Linked DNA regions of Homo sapiens: region 2 is linked to region 1. The links are chromatin loops, found by intact Hi-C in ENCODE. Cell type or tissue: PC-9. All regions are shown on one strand. Links, peaks and the distances in the headings refer to the core of each region. The heading gives the core; the rest is flanking DNA. Region 1 has its middle 63 kb from the start of MIR4499. Region 2 overlaps LOC105370102 (a long non-coding RNA gene).

Region 1 (5,384 bases), core at 1-5,000:
TTTTTAGTAGAGATGGGGTTTTACCATGTTGGCCAGGCTGGTCTCAAACTCCTGACCTCAGGTGATCTGCCCACCTTGGCCTTCCAAAGTGCTGGGATTACAGGCATGAGCCACCGAGCCCGGCCACCTGACATATTTATAATAAATAGCTGCTGACATATTTATAATAGCTGCTTTAAATTGCTCGTCTGCTAAATTCAACATCTAGGTGATCTACAGGTCTGTTTCTTTTATCCTGATTATGGGTCACATTTTCTGTTTTTGTGCTTGTCTAGTGTCTTTTTAGAAAGTTATTATTGTTTTGGGAACCGTGGATTTGTTGTGGAGACTGAATTACATTACCTTCCTTTACAATGTGCTGTTTTGTTCCGGCAGGCACTTACATTGCTGGCAGGTTCTGTAGCTCTTGTGAAAGCTTGGATTTAGGGTTTGTTCTTTGGGTTTGTCATGATCCTGGGTCATAGCCTTTAGTCTTGGGATGTGGTTCTTACTCCTAAGGTGTGGTCCTGCTAGTTTTTCAGGGAGAGCCTGTAGTGTTTGTCAAAGCCTGTCTAACTAAGTGGGACTCGAACCCAGAACTCTAAGCACTAGGTACCTGCTGAGATCCAGCTTTTTGGCTTCCAAGTTGCTGCTTTCTGCTGGGCTCCTGGGTGTCTCCTCATGTACTCTGCACAGTTCATAAGTCAGCCAAGGACCTAGGGGAATTTTACACTAGTTTGGTGGTTTCCTTCTTTCTTCCTGCTTTCTGGGATTTTGCTGTTCAATTTCCAGATGGGATGGCAGCTCTGAACTTCAATCCGTGTCTGTTTAGCCCAATAACATCACTACTTCCTGCTTGACTGCCTATTTTGCCTTGCTGGATAGCGTCCTCCAGGGAAAGCCGGTTAAATGTGGAGCTGGTTAATGTGCTCCTTTTCTGTCAAGGATGAGGTTTGTGCCTGCTTTGGGTTGGTTTCTTGTGTCTTCAAACGGTTGCTGATTATATTCTGAGAAGAGTTTGTAATTGCTGTTAGCAGGACTAATGTTCAGTACAAGTGAGTGACTCTCTCATGACTAGAATCAGAACCTACTAGAGGAGCTTTGACAGATCTGGATGCTGAGTCTCCATCTCAGACAAGTTACATCAGAATTTCTGGGTATGGAAGCCAAGCAGCAGTATTTTTAAAGTATCCCAGGTGATTTCTGTGTGTAACCAAAGTTACCAGCAGCAACTCTGTGGAGGCTAAAGCTACTCCATCTTGGATGCGAATCAGCTATGTGGACTTCCGATTAACCTGTGTTCTGGGAATGCCTCTGAGATCTCTACTTTACTGTTACTGTAAATCCTGCTCTTAGGTCAAAATGATCTTGATCAGAAATCCTGCCTTTAGGCAGATTCAAATAGAATTCTTACCTGTCTCTCAGGGGTCCACTTCGCCTGTCTTACACATTCCTCACCTGTGGTACATAAGCTCTGGGTCTGCAGGGTAATGGCTCAGAAATCCACCAACTCATCCCACAGCCTCTGGGGACAGGGCTTCTGTTTGCAAGTCCCTGTTAAACATTTCTTACTGAGAAATCGGATGTGTCAGCCTTTTTCTTTGTCCCCTCAGCTTCTTTGGACTTTGGAAATAGGTTTTCATAGAGCTGTTCACCATGGAACATTTATTGAGCCTTTATTATGTGTCAGCATTTTTCATTAATTATTTTACTGAATTCTCTGGTAGCCTTATTATTTTCACAAGAGAAAACCGAGGCTTAGGTAAGTTAAGTAAATGTCCAGTGTCACACAGTTAGAATGTTCCAAAGCCAGGATTTGCGTGTAGTCAGTCTAACTTCAGAACTACAGTGTACGCACTATACTTTATTGCCATGCATTGGGGAGGACAGGTTCAGAGGGGAAGACCACACATTTAGTTTTGCATGAATAGTATTTTATCTTATTGGTATAATTTATTTTACAATTATCCATATTGTCGGATAGTTGGGATACTGTCAATAGACAATATTCTGCATAGGATATTTTGTACATGAACCTAAGTAAATCTCTACTGATTTACTTAGGATAAATTACTAGAAGAGGAAGTAGTTGGTAAATTGATAGGAATTTTTAAAAATCTTGGTACACTTTGCCAAACACCTCGCACAATGAACAAAAATGCTGGGTAGACCATGGCTTGGGTAATTTTTTTTCATTGGGTGATGTGTAATAGGATTGTTTTTATTTCAACTCGCCAATCTAGACTTGGACATCTGATTTTTATTCCATCTTCCTAGTTGTTGACAATGAATTTGTTGAGCCTCAAACTTGTCCATCGGAATGTGCTTGGGCCATTGTCTGATGGGCTTCCTGGTGGGGGTAGTGCCTAGAAGAGAAGGGAAGGGGGATGGCACTGTTCACACAGCACAGACACATCCTCCACAGAGTAAAACAGGTACTTCTGCAACTGGAGCTGAGTCACAGCCACAGCCCAGTTGTCTCTCAGGCCACCTTGGAATTTCCTGGCCATACTTACCTTTTCACAACTACCTTTCTGTAATTCCCTGTCATATTTACCTTTGGAGTGATTTGTGAGGGTTGGTGAAAAAATAAGATGAGATTCCTAAAAAACATGATACACCCTTTCTGGATTGACTACCTTCTTGTTTGGTGGTGAAAGGGCAGGAACAGAAGGAAGTTGAACACACGGCAGGATATGTGTGAGCCTGATTTGGCTGGATCATGATCAAGAGAATTGAGTGTTCTTAGCTCTTTCTTTTTTAAAAAAAATTATGACAGACTGATAACCTGGCATTTGTAGATATTTTCAAAGCATTGTTTCAAATAGAAAATGCTATGTAAACTGAAGCAAAAAGTTGATCATGCACAGCTCTGTAATGCAATACCTTACATTTTTCTTCTTTTGTTTTTACTGATTTTTTTTTTTTGAGACAGTCTTGCTCTGTCGCTAGGCTGGAGTGCAGTGGCACTGTTGTAGCTCAGTGCAGCCTCAAATTCCTGGGATGAAAAGATTCTCCTGCCTCAGACTCCCTGGTAGCTGAGATTATAGACGTGAACTACCATGCCCAGCTAATTTTAAAAAAATATTTTGTAGAGATGGGGTCTCACTATGTTGATCAGGCTGTCTTTCTCTTTTTAAAATGCTCTTTTCTGGGGAACTGACACCAAATCAGTAGTTTCTCCAAGGCATAGCACCACTGCATGGAAAATACAAAGTTACGCTTAAAAGTATTTTTGAGGTTAAATTCAGAATCTGTTGAAAATTCAAAGTAACTTCCTGACTTCCAAGATGAGTATATCAAAACCCAATAAAAATGAGTCCTGTTCAGTGTTATTATGGTTGTGTGGTTGCTAAATCTTGGAACCGATTTCTGTGACAGCCACATGAAGACCTGCCAATGCGTGACAGAGTAGTCCACAGGTGACTAATTCTGAAGAAGTTCTTTGTGTGTGAGTTAACCGTCTTTGTGGAGGTATAGCTACATGCAATAAAATGCACACATTTTAAGTGTATGCTTCAGTGAATTTTGACTAATATGTACAACCGCGTAACCACCATGCCAATCAAGACATGGAACATTTCCACATAAGGTTCTCCTGTGCTCTTTGCAATTTTCCCTCCAAACCCCTGCCCCAGGCAACGACTTATCTGATTTCTATCACCAGAGATTAGTTCCGCCAACTCTAGAACTTCATGTCAATGTTGTCATACGGCATGAATTCTTTTGTGTCCAGCTTATTTTGCCCTCAGAGTGATGTTTCTGAGAGTCATCATATGTGGGTGTGTGTCAAGTTCATTTTTTTACGGCTGAGCGGTAGAGTTTCTATTGTATGAACATTCCACGGTTTTTCCATTCACCTGTTGATGGACATCTGGGCAATTTTATTTTTAACCCCCAAGTGTTGGTTTTTGTGAATTAAGCTTCTGTGAATATTTGCATACAAGTCTTTTTATGCAAACATGTTTTTATTACTATGTCTAGAAATGGAACACATGAACGGTATTGTAAGTCTATGTTTATAAGAAGTGGCCAATCTGTTTTTCAATATGGGGGTACCATTTTCTATTCCTACCAGCAAGATGTAAGAGTTTTAGCCAGTCCTGGCAACATACAGAGACCCTGATTCCGTAAAAGTAAAAATAATAAAATCAGTGGGGTCTGGTGGTGCGCACCTGTGGTCCCAGCTACTCAGGAGGCTGATGTGGGAAGATTGCTTGAGCCTAGGAGGTTGAGACTGCAGTGATCCATGATTGTGCCATTGCACTGTAGCCTGGGCAACAGAGCGAGACCCTGTCTGGAAAAAAAAAAAGAGTTTCAGTTGCTCCATATCTTTGTCAGCACTTAATACACTGATCTTCTCAATTTTAGCCATTCTAGTGGATATGAAGATACCCTAACATGGTAATTAACATTTTCTGATGATGATGTTGAGGATCTTTTCATGTGCTTTTTGGCCATATGTATATCTTCTTCTATTTTCTGATTCCAATTTTTTAAATTAAAATTGTTTTAAACTTTTATTTAAAACTTTTTTTAGAGATAGAGTCTCACTATGTTGCCCAAGCTGGTCTCTAACTCCTGTCTTCAAGTGATTGTCTCTCTTCAGCCTCTGAATTTCCATTTTTAATGGCTTGCTTGTTTATGAGATTTGTAAGAGTTCTGAAATATTTTGGATAGAAGTCCTTGGAAGATTATGTGTCCTGCAACTACTTTCTCTCAGTCTGTGATTTATCTCATCATTTTCTGAATGGTTCCTGGAAGAACCCTTCTCCCTCTCTTTCATACAAATTTACACTTGAATTTCATTTTTCTGAACTTTTCAACTGTGGCAACCTCAGCACTTTTAGGAAGTATTGCTCTTTCTAGAAGAGATATGCTGTTCAGGAAACCTTGGCCTTTTCTCCACCACATGTTGTCAACTAGAGTAAGTTGTCCACACTGGGCTGTGGATCTATTTAACTGTGCCCGGGTCAGGGAAGCGACTCCTTTCCTGATTTGGGCCACTGAAGACCTACGTCAGGTTCCCACCTTAAAGCTTGTGTCTCACGTGCAACAGCTTTGCTGGTGCCAAGATCAAAAAGTGCAAAAACTACCTGTGGGGTGGGCCTTCAATGGGGAAGATGAACAATGATATGATCCAGGCGAAACATGAACATGCACCCAATGCAAAGCCACCAACTTTCCTCTTATACCAAACTCCCGAGCCAAGGCTGGAGTTGCCACGTGGCTGTTTTATGACCCAGTGGTAACCTAAGCACACAAACGCCTACTTTGGGCACTGTGTTACCTGGAGTTCCATCAGCATCCACAGGCCTACATTTTGGTATGGAACTTTAAAAAAAAAAAAAAAAAAAAAAACCAAATCCTATGTAGTCTCCAGGATCACTCTCCTATCCTAAACA
Region 2 (5,384 bases), core at 385-5,384, 49 kb after region 1:
TGGAGTTTTGCTTGTCACCCAGGTTGGAGTGCAATGGTGCGATCTAGGTTCCCTGCAAACCTCTGCCTCCCAGATTCAAACAATTCTCCTGCCTCCACCTCCCGAGTAGCTGAGATTACAGGCACCTGCCACCACACCCAGCTAATTTTTTTTGTATTTTTAGTAGAGACAGGGTTTCACCACGTTGACAAGGCTGGTCTCAAACTCTTGACCTCAGGTGATCCTCCCACCTCAGCCTCCCAAAGTGCTGGGATTACACGCATGAGCCACCATGCCCAGCCAAATTCATCCTTTAGGATTAGCTGTCCCTTGACTGAATCAGGAGATAGAGAGGTGTGCTTTACCAAGGCCTCTCTTAACCTTTCTAGGAAGGCAGTGGGATTTTCATCAAATCCCTGGTCAATCATGGACAACTTAGTATAATTGAGAGGCTTGGTCCTAGTCCTACGTAAGTCTTCCATTATGCACACCTGAAAGTGTCTCATCTTCCAGTCTTTCATCAAGTCATTGGGATCCCATTTAGGGTTGCCCCCTCCCCTATCACTTACCATCCAGACATGAGACGGTCCTCCATAAAGTCAATCATTTTAGAGTCAAGCCTGCAACCCCTCCTTGTATACGGAAAGCAAAAGCATTGCAGCAGGGCGCAGTGGTTCACGCCTGTAATCCAAGTACTTTGGGAGGCTGAGGCGGGTGGATCATTTGAAGCCAGGAGTTCAAGATCAGCCTGCTCAACGTGGTGAAACCCCTCCACTAAAATCCAAAAAAATTAGCTGGGTGTGGTGGTGCACACCTATAATACCAGCTACTGAGCAGGCTGAGGCAGGAGAATCACTTGAACCCAGAAGACAGAGGTTGCAGTGAGCCAAGATCACACCATTGCAATCCAGCTTGGGTGACAGAGTGAGACTCCGAAGAAAGAAAGAAAGAGAGAAAGAAGGAGGGAGGGAAGGACGGAGGGAGGGAGGAAGGAAGGAAGGAAGGAAAGAAGGAAGGAAGGAAGGAAGGAAGAAAGGAAGGAAGGAATGGCACCAGTGGTTCCCTACTGTGCCTAAGTCATAGGAGTACTGGCTAAAAATGCAGACTCCAGACATCTCCCCCAGAATTACAAGCATCCCAAGGAATTCCGCTAAAGGTGATATGCAAACCACATTCTGATAAGCAGATAACTGGGGACCAGGGGCTGCACAAGTCCCACACCCACTAGGAGTGGCATTTATTCCATCTCTTCACCTGACAGGTACAAAGTCTTTCATCTTTGGAAAGAATGGTTTTTCCTTGGGGCATCTCAAGCACTACTTTCATGGAAGAGGAGGTAGTATGGGACTGTTATTGCTTTCTATGGGAAAAAAAAATTGAAAACTAATATTGTTTTGCTTTGGGGTGAAATGAAGAGTAGTAATTGGACCTTTTGTTTTCTTTGTCTTGATTGTCCATTTTTGTAAGAAAGTGAATGCCAAGCAAAATACAAATGGATATAGAAAATTCTGCCTAACTCAGCAATGTCTTTAAATGTAAATACTGCACTAGAAACAGCTAATCTCCAGATCACACACCATACCTCCTCTGCACAGGGGGCTGATGTGCAGCTGCGGCCAAAACCCCAGGAGTGCTCCCTCCTGGGAAAACAGGTCCACATGCCACACAGCTCAGCACAGAGCAAACCTTTACTTTACCCAATCTCTGCTTTTAAATCTTGTTTTTAACAACTTCATTGAGATATAATGCACATGCCACACAGTGTACCAATCTAAAGTGTATAGTGGTTCAGGGAATATTATCCTATTAACTTTTAAAAACTATGGTAATTAACTTAAAAACTATGGTAAAATACGTATAATAGAAATTTGCTATTTCAAACACTTTAGAGTGTTCGGTGAGTGGCATTACATACATTCACAATATAGTACAATCATCACCACTATTTCCAAACTGTTTTCATCACCTCTAAACAGAAACTCTGTACCCATTAAGCACTAACTCTCCATTCTCCCTCCCGCCCAGCCCCTGGCAACCATGATTCTACTGCCTGTCTCTATGGATTTGCCTATTCCAGGCACCTCATGTAAGTGCAATTATACAGTATTTGTCCTTTGTGTCTATATTATTTCACTAAACACAATATTTTGGAGATTCATATGTGCTGTAGTATGGGTCTGAACCTCATTCCTTAATACGGCTGAATAATATTCCATTAAAGAGAACCTGTTTTTCTACTTGTATAACACTTTTGACACCAAATATGTGGGCTTGGTTTTCACTCCAAGCAATGCTCCAATTCTCTGCAGTCACCACCTGCATGTCCTACAATTTAATTCAGTTCTGACACTAACGACCCTATGTTAGCCAGGGCCTCCTGCAATCACGGTAAACATTTAAGGGGTCATATAGCCAGTGGGCCCAGAGGGAAACATGAAACAGGATTTAGAATCCTCGTCGTGTAATCATGCCCAGCCACTGGTTATTAACATCATTAGACCACAGCAGACCTCAACAGACAGAATAGAATCCTCCTATTTTGGCTGAAATAAAAATTGACTTCATTCTGAAGTTGAGGGCAGAGGAGAACATGGGAGAGAATGGCTGGGCTATTACTGTTAGGGAAACAGGAGCATAGAAGAGCCAGGGTGACACCATTTTAAAAACCAACTCCATTCCTTGCCGGTCACGACCCACAGTCATAAGATATTTACAGTTGAAGAAACAGCCTAAAGATACCTGCAAGGATACAATCATATGACAACGAAAAGTCCAGAGGTCCCAATACCCATAACAATATATGCTTTCAAGATAATTATAATTATGACTTGATGTACTTACACATTAAAATATTGAGTATAGTTTTCTTTAAATCAACAGAATAATAAATTTTGTCACGCTGTCAGCCCACCCACATAGAGACACAGCTTAGCTCTGTCTTTACATAGAGAGGACTCCTATGTAAGAAAAACTTAAAGACGAGGCAGTTCCTCCTCTTGCTTTCTGAGGACACCCTACTCTGTATCTGCGTAACTTCCAAAAAACTCTCTCTTCTCACAGCACTTTGTGACTCACCTTGAATTCCTTCCCATGAGAGATCCAAGCACCCTCTTTGGAGGTCTGGATTGGGACCCCTTGTTCTGGCAATGTTACGACTGGTTTAGGACTTTCTCCCTCACAAGGATGGCAGATGAGAGCCCCTCGAGGCCACCTTCTGAGCCCCTGGAGCCCTCGCTACCCACCTTCTCCACGTTCCCCCAGAGCACCTCTTCTTCAACGTGCTTAATTAACACAGAAGTACAGCTTAAATCTTTACCCACGTGATTCCTGACTTCTGCGCAAATTTGGATAGCGATTGAGAAACACAAAAGCAGAGCGGGAAGGAATGTGTGACTTGATAAAAGTGGTACCCTGGAAGGAGGCAAAATCTGATGTTCTGAGCCTGACCATCTTCCAACCATCCTATGTTAGTGTTGCCTTCTAGCCCTCTTAAAACATGACCCAGAGTAAATATATTTTGTGACCCATTACTGCACACACACATGTGCACTCACAAATATCTGAAACAACGTTTACAAAACAGTATCTTGCAACATACGATGCACTCATATCTTAACTCTGTTTTATTCTAATTATGTAGAAAATTCTGGTTGGGACTCACAAATTGATTCTGAAGCCCACCAGGAGGCCGCAAAGAGTTTGCAAATCACTAGGCTGTCCTCGTTGCTCCAAGGAATGCACACGCTCCCTCTCCCTCCCTCTCCTTCCTAGATGTGCATCATTAGGGAGACGCTACGGATCAGAATGTAGAGTTGTTCACACATGTCTAGTGAAGTTCCCACAGTCCCTGGAGCTCAGGATTTTCAGACTTGGCAGAGATGAGGTGACAGACAGGGCAAGAGCGAGGCAGAGACTCACCTGAGAGACCGCCCAGGCTGTGCTGCACTGTGCCTGTTGGGTTTTGCTGGGCTCAGGAGGTGCGGTTTGTGCTAACCATGGCCCTTTCATTCTTGGGGCTTACATATTTTTTAGGAAGAATTTTGGTGCCTAATGCTTCCAATTAAGGGAATGTTTACAAGCATTAGGCTTCCCCGTTTCTTGAGCCAGTCTCAGCTTTGGTGAGGTTTGTCTTACCTAAGGGAAAGCAGCATGAGTGTGGAGGAAGCCGTGGGCAGTGCCTGGGCTCTGTGTCTTTAACCGGAAAGGCCATGTCTCCAGAGCTTCTTATCTGTAAAGTGAAATTAACTAGGAAATTAAGACTGCACAATTAGAAAACTGGGTTTGAAATGTACATGTAAACATTCCTCAGCATATATGCAACAAACAAGTCCACCACTTTTTAAATAATAGATACAAAAGTGCTTTGAAATGCACTTGCTGCTGTCTCTATAGCATGTGTGCTTATTATCCAAGTGCCACCAGGTACCCAGTCTCTTCCATGCATAGATGGTGATCCCTGCAGCACTGAATATGGATGTGGTGCATCCAACTGCAGAAATCACGCTCATAACCATGACCACACACAACTGGCTTCAGGGGCTAATATTTCCAACCCAAGAAAACAGGTTGGCACCTGCTATTTGGGATTACAGGAAGCATGTACACAAATGGTATCCACAGTTAATACAGCTGCAGAATGTGGTGTTCTTGTTTGCTGTGAGAGGCGCAGTCACTTCGGCTTTTCCTTCTTTTCTTACCTTTGGGTTCCTTTGGATACTGTGATGCTGAGGCTTCCCTTGGGGTGGATGATGAGCATGATACACTGATTCAATTACTCTCTTCTGTGAATTGTGCCCAGGGATTACAACTGGATTGTTCCCTGTCTCAGAGACATGCCTGTCTTCAAGCTGAGTGCAGACAGCATTTGCGCTGAGGTTTCAATCACCTAATCATTCTAATCTTGTTTAAATTTTATGGAACTAAGCTAATTCCTCATAATTATGTACACTAAAAATCAGGGTGCTTCTGGGCTGGGCACGGTGGCTCACACCTGTAATCCCAGCACTTTGGGAGGCCAAGGCGGGCAGATCACGAGGTCAGGAGATCGAGACCATCCTGGCTAATGCAGTGAAACCCCGTCTCTACTAAAAATACAAAAAAATTAGCCAGGCACGGTGGCGGGCACCTGTAGTCCCAGCTACTCAGGAGGCTGAGGCAGGAGAATGGCATGAACCCAGGAGGCGGAGCTTGTAGTGAGCTGAGATCGTGCCACTCCACTCCAGCCTGGGTGACAGAGCGAGACTCCATCTCAAAAACAAACAAACAAACAAAAATCAGGGTGCTTCTGAAGCATTTGGGGATGTAGGACTGAATAAGAATTACTTAAATGAAATAAGGTGACATTCTCCAGGAGATAGTTTAGGGAAATGTGTTAATCAGCATTCTTCAGAGAAACAGAATCAATA

What was found. A loop is a pair of places that touch in the nucleus more often than their neighbours do. Peaks named below come from ENCODE experiments on the same cell type or tissue, not always from the same donor. Only the 100,000 strongest peaks of a DNase experiment are listed, where the experiment ranks them.
Region 2: it touches region 1 in a loop (7-fold over the local background); 1 of 110 quality-filtered maps calls a loop at or near these places.

Annotation. Positions count from the first base shown.
Region 1 is chr13:20,368,277-20,373,660 of GRCh38, reverse strand. No RefSeq gene overlaps it. Among named protein-coding and RNA genes, the nearest start is that of MIR4499, 63 kb to the left of the region's middle. In PC-9, for the core only: no CTCF peak of the experiment used is centred there; a DNase peak (open chromatin) is centred at 2,460; H3K27ac peaks cover 3,396 bases.
Region 2 is chr13:20,319,565-20,324,948 of GRCh38, reverse strand. It overlaps LOC105370102 (a long non-coding RNA gene), which reads right to left. Exons shown (of 3, transcript XR_941720.2): 2 at 4,114-4,207. Among named protein-coding and RNA genes, the nearest start is that of GJB6, 90 kb to the right of the region's middle. In PC-9, for the core only: no CTCF peak of the experiment used is centred there; no DNase peak of the experiment used is centred there.